Regions from separate parts of the Mus musculus genome. Here region 2 is linked to region 1. Evidence: chromatin loops called from intact Hi-C (ENCODE). Cell type or tissue: gastrocnemius. All regions are shown on one strand. Each heading gives the region's core, and the rest is flanking DNA. Links, peaks and the distances in the headings are about the cores only. Region 1 overlaps Pex6 (peroxisomal biogenesis factor 6). Region 2 has its middle 5.4 kb from the start of Gm35692.

The links. Peaks named below come from ENCODE experiments on the same cell type or tissue, not always from the same donor. Only the 100,000 strongest peaks of a DNase experiment are listed, where the experiment ranks them.
Region 2: a loop joins it to region 1, with 9 times the contacts of the local background. A loop is called at or near these places in 1 of 42 quality-filtered maps.

Annotation. Positions count from the first base shown.
Region 1 is chr17:46,723,428-46,728,803 of GRCm38, reverse strand. Pex6 (peroxisomal biogenesis factor 6) reads right to left here. Exons shown (of 17, transcript NM_145488.2): 11 at 5,275-5,376; 12 at 5,069-5,130; 13 at 4,777-4,885; 14 at 4,297-4,413; 15 at 4,100-4,177; 16 at 3,840-3,979; 17 at 3,261-3,616. The coding sequence ends at 3,480. Gnmt (glycine N-methyltransferase) reads left to right here. Exons shown (of 6, transcript NM_010321.1): 2 at 1,412-1,539; 3 at 2,088-2,198; 4 at 2,393-2,535; 5 at 2,622-2,743; 6 at 2,833-3,140. The coding sequence ends at 3,004. Among named protein-coding and RNA genes, the nearest start is that of Gnmt, 3.0 kb to the left of the region's middle. In gastrocnemius, for the core only: CTCF peaks have their summits at 590 (motif pointing left) and 3,268 (motif pointing right); DNase peaks (open chromatin) are centred at 2,333, 2,718, 3,314, 3,921 and 1 more place.
Region 2 is chr17:45,831,600-45,836,975 of GRCm38, reverse strand. No RefSeq gene overlaps it. Among named protein-coding and RNA genes, the nearest start is that of Gm35692, 5.4 kb to the right of the region's middle. In gastrocnemius, for the core only: no CTCF peak of the experiment used is centred there; DNase peaks (open chromatin) are centred at 563 and 2,112.

The sequences.
Region 1 (5,376 bases), core at 259-5,258:
GAAGGGGCCAGGGTGTGCGCAGAGAAGGATTCATGGGACAGAGCAAAATCCGAGCTTTGGGTCAAGGTGGATCCTTGGCTCCGGCGCTGTTCCTCCTGCGATTGGCCTCTGGCAGTGTGAACAGAACATTTGTAGCACGTTTGCACAGCCAAGTGCTGTGCCAGGAGTTTGGGTACGTGTGTTGCAAGCTGTAACAAAACCCCACGAGGTGAGCAGCGCTTTTCTCCAACCAGTAGTACTAAAGAAAAAGTCATTTCCAAGAGGTAAAAGGCCCCCATTTGGTGGAGAGGATACAGACCAGGATAGTGTCTGGCCCACACTCCCGACTCAGCCCAGAACTCACGGACACCTCTGACTGAGATATTTCCAGGAGCACCAGTATGCCAGGTTCTCAAGTGCACTTTTGTAGAATGCCTGACTATGATTTAAAAACAAAAACAACAACAAAAAGCCATTGAGCCGGTGAGATGGTCCGACTACTAAGAGCCCCTTAGGCTCTGGCAGAAGACAGGCTCTCAGTGCCTAGCATCTGCATCAGGTGGCTCATAATCGCCTGGAATTCCGTTCCAGGGGGAGGTTAGCGCTCCCTTCTGGCCGTGGAGGGCACTGTACTCACATGTACTACACATACAGACATAATTAAAAATAAAAAAAAATGTGTTGATGTCAGGAGTAGTGGCACATATATTTAATCCCAGCACTCAGGGAGTCCTAAATAGGTGGCTCTCTGTGAGTTCCAGGCCCTGCAGGGCTACATTAGGAGACCCTGTTTCTAATAAGAGGCAGCTGGGGAGATGGCACATGTTCTTACAGAGGACCCAAATTTGGTGCCCAGCACCCTCTCTGGGGTCTGCAGACACAAGGTATGCACATGATGCACATATTCAGGCACGACACATGAAATTAAATTTTGAAAAAAAATTTTTTTGAAACAGAGTCTCTCTTTGTAGCCCCAGCTGTCTTGGAACTCACTGTTTAAACCAGGCTAAAAAAAAAACAAAAAACAAAAAAAAAAAAACTCTCAAAAAATTTTTTTGCTACTTGATAAGGAAAATTCTTTTTTTTTTTTTTTTAAGATTTATTTATTATTATATGTAAGTACACTGTAGCTGTCTTCAGACACCAGAAGAGGGAGTCAGATCTTGTTACGGATGGTTGTGAGCCACCATGTGGTTGCTGGGATTTGAACTCTGGACCTTCAGAAGAGCAGTCGGGTGCTCTTACCCACTGAGCCATCTCACCAGCCCCCAGGAAAATTCTTAATGGGTCACTTGAGACCAGTAGAGATGGCCTGGGACAGGAAGCAGAGGAACGGACTCTGGAATGTTATGTCTGGGGAAATGTCACACACATTTGGCCTCCCAGGCTCCTCTGACTGGTCCTCTAGTCCCCCGTTTCTGACCTCATCCAGAGTGGACTCCATCATGCTGGTGGAAGAGGGCTTCAGCGTGATGAGCGTGGACGCCAGCGACAAGATGCTGAAATATGCGCTTAAGGAGCGCTGGAACCGGAGGAAAGAGCCATCCTTTGACAATTGGGGTAAGTCTGTCTGTCCAGGCCCCCCCAGACATGCACCTCCAGGGTCACTCTCTGCCCTGGCTCTCTCTTGCTGTGGAGCTGAATGGTTTTTCCTCAGGGCACGGTACAGTCCCTGTCAACTTCCTAAAAAGGAAGGCTTTGGCATCAGAGTAGGATTCCGGCTGGTAAGAGCAAGTTTGTTGTATTTATGGTGCTAGGCATTGAACTTGGGCATGCCAAGTAGACCCTTGATCACTGGGCTGCATTACCAGCGGTTTTTATGCTTTTCCCGTGTTGCCTGGCTTGGCTAAGCTAGATTTAAGTGATGCTCCTGTCTAACAGAGTCTAGAGGTGTACGTCAAGTCACTGGGCCCTACAGAGCTACTTTTAACTGTCTTATCACATCCTGTCTCTCCTCCCTACAAAAGCCCCTAAGTGGAGGGCTGGCTTTGCCAACTGTGGCTCTCTCCATCCCTAATGAGTCCCCATGTGTCTCTGGGAGGAGGTGGTTGCTTCTGTGCTGTGCTATAATTCTCGACTCCCCCCCCAACCCCTGCCCTGGCCTCCAGTCATTGAAGAAGCCAACTGGTTGACGCTGGACAAAGATGTGCTTTCAGGAGATGGCTTTGATGCTGTCATCTGCCTTGGGAACAGTTTTGCTCACTTGCCAGACTGCAAAGGTAAGCTGGTGGCCTTGGCTGTGGCTCTTGCCTTGAGCTCCCCCACGTCCGAAGATGGCTGGCCTGCTGCCCTGATAAGGCAGACCTGCATTTTGCCTGTCTTCTTTAGTGCTGGCACTTGGGAGGGAGACAGGGGCGGGAGGTGGTGCTGGAGGCCTAAGCAGATGGTGTCTGTGGCCCTGCCGGGAACCCAGGTGACCAGAGCGAGCACCGGCTGGCACTAAAGAACATTGCAAGCATGGTGCGGCCCGGGGGCCTGCTGGTGATCGACCACCGCAACTACGACTATATCCTCAGCACAGGCTGTGCGCCCCCGGGGAAGAACATCTACTATAAGGTTGGGCTGCCCCCCAATGGGAAGCGGGAGCTGGAGGGCCAGAAGCCCCGTGGTGGCTCAGGGAATGACGCAACCCATGCCCTCAGAGTGACCTGACCAAGGACATTACGACGTCAGTACTGACAGTCAACAACAAAGCCCACATGGTAACCCTGGACTACACAGTGCAGGTGCCAGGCACTGGCAGAGATGGCTCTCCTGGCTTCAGGTATGACGTGGTTTGGCAGGAGAGAGGTGGTGGTGGTGGGGAGACCTGAGGCCAGCAGCCCTCATATCTGGCTGGGGGCCCTGTTGCAGTAAGTTCCGGCTCTCTTACTACCCACACTGTTTGGCGTCTTTCACGGAGTTGGTGCGAGCAGCCTTTGGGGGCAGGTGCCAGCACAGCGTCCTGGGTGACTTCAAGCCCTACAAGCCTGGCCAGGCCTACGTTCCCTGCTACTTCATCCATGTGCTCAAGAAGACAGACTGAGTTTCTCCGGCTCCCAGAAGCCCATGCTCAGGCAATGGCCCCTACCCTAAGACCATCCCCTAATGCAGATATTGCATTTGGGTGCAGATGTGGGGGTCGGGCAAACGGAGTAAACAATACAGTCTGCATTCTCCAAGCCTGTGCCTGGTGTTTCTTCAGAAGTAACGTGTTTTTATGGTGTTCCCCCCCCCAATCCCCCCTCAAGACCTCAGCCTCCCATAACCTTGCCTTTTGCACCGCAACCTCTCACAAGACCAGTAGGAGGCAGTATACACTTTATTTTCTACTCCAGAACTAGTGTCTCCGCACAGGTCACAGGCTGCCAAGCCCCTAGCTGCCAGCCCTGCCTCTCCTCCTGAGCACTAGGGGCCCCCACTAGGGCTCACAAGGGATCTCTGGGAGGAGGCAGCCTTCAGGCGACAGGCGGGAGGTACCTTCAGTCAGGGGGCATAGGCAGAGGGCAGGCAGGCAGCTCCTAGCAGGCGGCAAACTTGCGTTGGATGCGCTTGTATCGCAACAGCTCCTGCTCACTGACTGAGGGCTGCAGCCGGGCTGCAGCCTGCAACAGGTCCTCCATGGTGAGCAGCAGTGCTGAGCTCCGCAGCTCTAGCCCTAAGGGGTGGAAAGGAAGACTAAGGCCAGAGCCCCAGCCCTAGCTGAAGTACAGAGGCTGCAGTCTATGCCTAGGTAGGAGAGCCACTCCCGGGGGGGGGGGGGGGGGACGGGACGGGACGACGACGACGACACCCCCTGCTCAGCCATTCCTCTGGAATTCAGGGCCAGGACTGTCTCCCTAGCTTTATGGTTCCCATCCAGGGCTGGCAGGTGGGCTCACCTTCCTCTAGGTCTCGAACCCTGCGTTTGAGGGCAGTCATCATGGCGTCAGAGCAGAGAGAATAGAGATCTGCACCAGTCAGCTGGGGTGGGCAGCAATCCAGCACGTTTGCCAGGCTCACAGAGGCCTCCAGCTTGAACCTATCACACCCACACCAGGGATGTTAAAGCTGGCCTCACCTCCTCCCTCAGAAGTCATGCTGACTCGCACACATCCCCTAACTGTCTAAGCCCCCACCCCAGCTCTCCGACTACGCATACTTCCGTGTGATGGCGCTCAGCACACGCAGCTGGGAGGCCCGGTCCTCACTCGCCCCTACAAACACCAGCTTGTCAAATCTTCAGAGAGACAGAGACAGGAAGTGTTAGGGCTGCCAACCATGAGAGGTGAAGGATGCCCAGGATAGAGGTTAAGGCGCAAAGGAGCCTTGTGGAGGGGAGAGGTCCAGGGTCCCCACCTGCCAGGCCGCAGAAGGGCAGGGTCCAGGAGGTCTGGTCTGTTGGTGGCTCCGATCACAAACACATCCTGGGTGCTGTGGAGCCCATCCAGCTCGGCTAGGAGCTGAGACACAACTCTGTACGGGAGGAAGGCGGCAAAGGTTGCAGAGTCCTTGCTGTGCCCTCAGGCCAGCTGCGCTTCTCTTGAAGACTGCTTCAGCAAGGTCCCTTGCTAAGCTCTGCCCCATGTCCCTGCCACACTGGTGAGCCTCCTCAAAGTTCCCCACTCCTTTTTAGCTTCCCTTCTAGCTCTGAACTAGAAGGGCAGGAACCTCTGTCTTAGAGGCCTGGGCTGGAGACTGATGTGACTCAAGATATATACACAGACATATATACATATACGCATATATACATATGTATATGTGTGTGCATATACACACACACACACATACACACACACACATATCTCACATCCCTCCCCAGACTCCAGAACCCCTGACCTGTCCATCACCCCTCCAGAATCTCCACTCCGTCCGCGGCTTGGAGCTAAGGAATCCAGTTCATCAAAGAAGATGATACAGGGAGCAGCAGCCCTGGCCCTGGCAAACACTGAGAAAGAGGCTCGCAGGAGAGTGGTGTCAAGGAGCTTCAAGTCAGGGGAGAAGGATGGCACATGTGCCCGACAGTTCCTCCCCGGCCATTGCCCACTGAGCTGACCAGGAGCAGCCACTGGGGAAGATGGTGTTGGGGAAGGGCCCGAGACTCGCTCGCTCTCCCCGCTCACTCACTCACCTTCCCGGACATTCTCCTCGCTTTGGCCCACATACATGTTGATGAGCTCCGGTCCCTTTACACTGAGCAGTGGGATGGACAGACAAATGAGACCCATCAGACGTGCTGTCCTCCCCTCCCCTCCCACCACCTGCGACAACTCCCCTCCCCCTTTCTGCACCGGCTACAGCTCCCAGCCTCCCACATTTCTCCCCAGCCCTGCCAACCTGAGGAAGGTGAGGCTGCACTCAGTGGCTACGGCCTTGGCCAGCAGGGTCTTGCCAGTGCCTGGGGGCCCATGGAGCAGAAGGCCTGATCGTCTTAGGCCC
Region 2 (5,376 bases), core at 223-5,222, 890 kb after region 1:
GGAAGGCAAAAGGCCTTGTCAGCGGCTGGCGAGAAGCCAGCAGTGGCTAGTCCTTAAGACAATCTAGGAGGCTCTGCAAGATGTGAGGCTGAAGGGAAACTGGCTTCTAGATTACGGGAGAGCTTTGAAGATCCAGGAAAGACTTTGAACTTTATCCTGGACACTGGGGAAGCCCTCCCCAGCAAGAAAGACCCCATCTGTCTGAGACAGCTGTGAGGTGACAGTTTGGTCCCCGATAGATGGGCATAAAGAACCCATCATGGCCTCTCCCATGCTCCACAAACCAGTCTTATTTTAAAAGAAAAAAAAATCTGGAAATTCTGCCAGCGTAAAAATAGCTAAGGGCGGGGCTTCACCTGCAGGACAGGTAGGCAAAGTAGGTCATGGCTACGGGACACCTGGAAGGTGAGTGAGGGAGATAGGGTTCAAACCACAGCCTATCACTAACTCTCTTCCCCATGCAGACCAGGCCTCCAGCGACCCTGCTGCAGACCCTGCTCGCTGGAGGCCTGGTCTGCAGCCAGCCTTCCAGGCCTGCGGGCCTCCCTCTCCTGCTGGGGCATCCCCTCTCCCAGCTGGTGTCCAGCACCTCCTGGCAGCTTTCCCAGAAGTCAGCAGTGCGCTTCCCAGAAGAACCTGGTGCCTACTTTCTTGGAGACATTGCTTCCAAGACTCATAACTCATTTATGAGTACACAATCCTTTATCTCTTTATTGCTACTGTTCCCTTACTGAGCATTTATGAAGCTCTACGCCCGCCCTGTGTAGGCTCCTCCATGATATAAGAGAAGCCCTTTCCAGACTGGACAGGGGGCTCAGTTGGTGAAAATGCTCACTGTGCAAGCATGAGGACCTGAGTTCAGATCCCCAGCACCCACCAAGCATGATGCTGTGTGCCTGTAGTCTTAGTATGTAGAGGTGGAGACGGGTGGATTCCTGCAGCTCACCACCCAGCTACTCTAACTGCTCTTAAATTGGAAGCTGGTCCAGGTTTGGGGAGAGATTCTGTCCTAATCAAAACAAGATGGAGGCTTATAGAGAAAGACACCCACCTGGCCTCCATATGCTCGTACATGCAAACCTTCACATGCACACGTGCACACGCATACACACACACACACACATGCACACACAAGACTATCCTTTCTGGAATACAAATCTATTCCCCAAGATGCAAACGTCTTCACTTAGAGTCCATGTCTATCTCTGTTAAACTCTCGTACAGCGGGGCTGAGGATACAGCTGAGGTGGGAGAGTGCTTGCCTCCAGCCCAGCACTTGCGGAACAGAGGCAGGAGGATTCGGAGTTCAACTACATACCAGCCTGACCTACGTAAGACTCTGTCTCATAAGGAAGAGAGAGAGAGACAGAGAGAAAGAGAGACAGAGACAGACAGATAGACAGACAAATTAATTCTTGTTGCTGGAGAGAAGACTCAGTTGTTAAGAACATCATTGGCTGCAGGCTGGAGAGATGGCTCGGAGGTTAAGAGCGCTGACTGTTCTTCCAGAGGTCCTGAGTTCAAATCCCAGCAACCACATGGCGGCTCACAGCCATCTGTAATGAGATCTGTAATTTGCCTTCTTGTTGGTGTGTCTGGAGACAGCTATAGTGTACTCATAAATAAAAATTAATAAAAAAATTTTTTAAGTACATTAAAAAAAAAAAAAAGAACACTGGCTGCTCTTCCAGAGGATCAAGGTTTGGGTCCCAGCAGCCACATGTCACTCACCACAGGCTGTAACTCCAGCTCCAGAGGACACAGCATCCTCTTTTGACCTCTGAGGGCACCAGGCATACATGTGGTACATATACATATAATATGCATACATTCAGGCAGAATGTTCAAGCACATAAAATAAAAATAAATAAATCTTTAAAAATATAATGTAAAATAAATAGAATTCTCCTACAGTAAAACCCACCCTTTTCATCTTCTGCTTTGCAGTTCTACAGATCCAAACACATGTGTAGAATTGTGTAAGCCCCATCAAAACAATGCCATCACCCTCAAGCGCTCCCTCGTGCTACCCCTCTGTAGACACACCCTCACCCCGCCAGTAACCCTGGCAACCACTGATACATTTTCCACCACTGCAGTTTTGTCTTTTCCAGACCGTCAGATAAATGAAATTATCCAGTGTGTAACCTTTTGGCAGCCTTCTCTCATTTAATAGAAATGTCTTTGAGTGCCATCCAAGTTGTCGCATGTGACAGTCGCAACCCTTTCGCTGAGGAATAGTAGTCTGTTGTTGCATGTTGCTTACTCTGTAAGCCATTCATCCGTTGAAAGATGTCTGGGTTGTTTGTGGCTGTGCGCTACTATAAGCAGAGCTGCTATGAACATTTGAGGGCAAGGTTTCGTGGGAAGAAAAGTTTTCATTTCTTCTCTAGGGTAAATACAATGGCATGTTGCTTAACAACACAGAGATGTTCTGAGAAATGCACTGGTAAGTGGTTTTGTCCTTGTGAGACCATCTAGGGCATACTGACACAAACCTCAATGGTATAGCCCCCCTGCATGCCTGGGTTTGTGGTCTAGCCTGGTTCTCGGAGGCCACAAACTGAAATAACACATCACTGAGTGGATTCCTTGGGCCACGGTGATATGGTGACATTTGTACATCTAAACACATGTAACCGTAGAAAAGACACAGCAAATGTGCAGTCCAAAGGGGTGGGGTGGGACGCTGGGAATGGGGACCTCTAGAGTGCTTGCCTAGCGTGCATGACGCCTTGGGTTCAATCCTGAACACAGTATAAACCAGATGTGGTGGCGCACATTTATAATCTCAGTGAGCTGGAGGTAAAGGTGAGAGGATCAGAAGTCAATATCATCCCGGGTGATCGAGTTCAAGGCCAATCAGGCTTACGTGAAACCTGGCTCAATGTTTGTGTAAAGTGTGCCAGGCCTGATGGCACAGGCCTATAATCCCTGCTACTCAGGAGGCTGAGTCAGAGGGATCAGAAATACAAGGCCTGCCGGGACAGCAGAGTGAGTTCGAGACCAACCTGAATCATTTAGTGAGACTGTGTCAAAATAAGAAGTGGAAACGGGGGCTGATGAGATAGCTCAGCGGGTAAGAGCACGGACTGCTCTTCCGAAGGTCCTGAGTTCAAATCCCAGCAACCACATGGTGACTCACAACCACCCATAATAAATAAGATCGGACGCCCTCTTCTGGTGTGTCAGAAGACAGCTACGGTGTACTTATATATAATAAGTAAATCTTTGGCTTGGAGCAAGTGGAGTTGACCCAAGTGAGCGGGGTTGACTGAAGCGAGCAGTGGTCCTAAAATTCAATTCCAACCACATGAAGGCTCACAACCATCTGTACAGCTACAGTGTATTCACATACATAAAAATAAATAGATAAATCTTTTTAAAAAAACTTTTGAAAAATTAATTTTAAAGAAGTGAAGACAGAGCTGAGTAGAGCGCTAACTTAGCATGCACAAGGCTCTAGGTTCAATTCCCAGGACCACAAAAAGAAAACCATGCCAAAAAGCATCCCCCCCTCCCCCCGCCATGCAGGGCACATGTACAGAGGCGTGCAGGGTGGGCTGCACTGGTGGGCTGAGATGGAGATGAACCTGAAAGTCTCGGTCACTATCCACACTGCTGCAGACTCCAGATGCCATACACTTGGGAAACTTATATTTCAAAACTGTCTTCCTATACCCAAGGTTCAGGATTTAATCCCAAATCCTGCCATTAAGCTGCATTTTGCCTGTTTTTGTAATGATGTCCAACTTAAAGAAAACATTGTTAAGGCTCACAAAATATTTTCTTTAGATCCTCATTCTATGAGCTGGCTTCTGCTTGTTGGTTTTATTTTTAAAGCATTTTTTATTCGTGTCACATGGACTTCTACCCGCCCCCCCAACCCCCACACTATCCTATTGGCAGGTCTTTGGGGACACAGTTGCATGCATGGAGCTGTCACCTCCTAAGATAATAAGACCTTGGGGGGGGGTCACTGTAGGGGGCCCAACTGCTGCTGTTTTACAGTCTCTTTTTCTTAGGAGGTAGAAGAAATGTGTGCCCACCTATGAAAGCCTGAATCAACCTTACATATTGTTCCTTCAGGAGCCAGCACTTTGTCTTCTGAGACAGAGTCTCTCACCGAGACCAGAACTCACCATTGAGGACTGCACTGAGTGGCCAGCAAGCCCTAGGAATCCTCCTGTCTCCCCATTTCTGGCTCTAGGAATATAAATGTGCACCAGCACGCCCAGTTTTTTATGTGGGTGCCAGAGGTCACCCTGAGGTCCTCATGCCCGCTCAGCAAGCACTGAGCCCACTAAACCATCGCTCCGGCCCCGAAATATAACCTTCCATAACCATAAACGGGTTGAGGAGATGGTGAGATGGAGCTGACTCAGTGTATAAGAGCTCCTGTTGCAGACCCTGAAAACCTGAGTTCCATACCTGGAACACACACGGTGGAAGGGGCAAGCTGTCTGGTGTCTCCCCACATGCGCCCCGGTGCATGTATCAGCACACACATGATAAATAAATATTAAAAACAACTCTTAGGAAAGGGAGGCTGGGCTCAGCTCCATAGGCAGAGTGCTGTCTAGCCTGTGGGAAACTAAGTTCCATAACTAGCACATGTCTGTGATCTCTGCACTTGGGACATCGAGGCCAGAGGATTACAAGTTCAAGGTCATCCTCAGCTACATAGTGAATCCGAGGTCAGCTTGGGTTACATGAGATTTTTATCTCAAATAATAAATAAATAAATAAATAAATAAATAAAATAAAGTTAGGGGCTAGCAAGATGGCTCAGTGGTCAAGAGGACTTGCTACTCTTACAAAGGAACCAGCTTTGGTTCCCAGCAACCACACAACAGCTCACTACTATCATTCATATATATATCCAAACACTGCCACTAACTGGGAACCGAGCATTCAAATACCCAAGACTACCGAGTCATCTCATTCAAACCACCACATTGTGGGTGCACCACGGTGTAGGTATTGCAGCATACATGTGAAGGTCAAAGGATAGTCTGTAAGAATCACATACACACACACACACACACACACACACACACACACACATATCATGTAGGTTCTGGGAATTGAAACCAGACCTGTTGAGGGTTCATGGCAAGCATCTTCACATGCTGAGCCATTCCAACCGTTCTAATCCATCCCTTGAAAATTCTCTGTTGACCTGCCTGTGTATCTTCATACATATTAATCATATCTGCATGGATTACACTTCTGTTTTATTGCTCTCTGCGTCCATCTCATCAACAATGTCCCTCTGTCCTGGTGACAATTGCGGTTTTTATATTGAGCATTAAATCTGGGAAGCATGATAACCCCTGACTTACTTATGACAGTTATTCCACTTCCTTTGGCTTT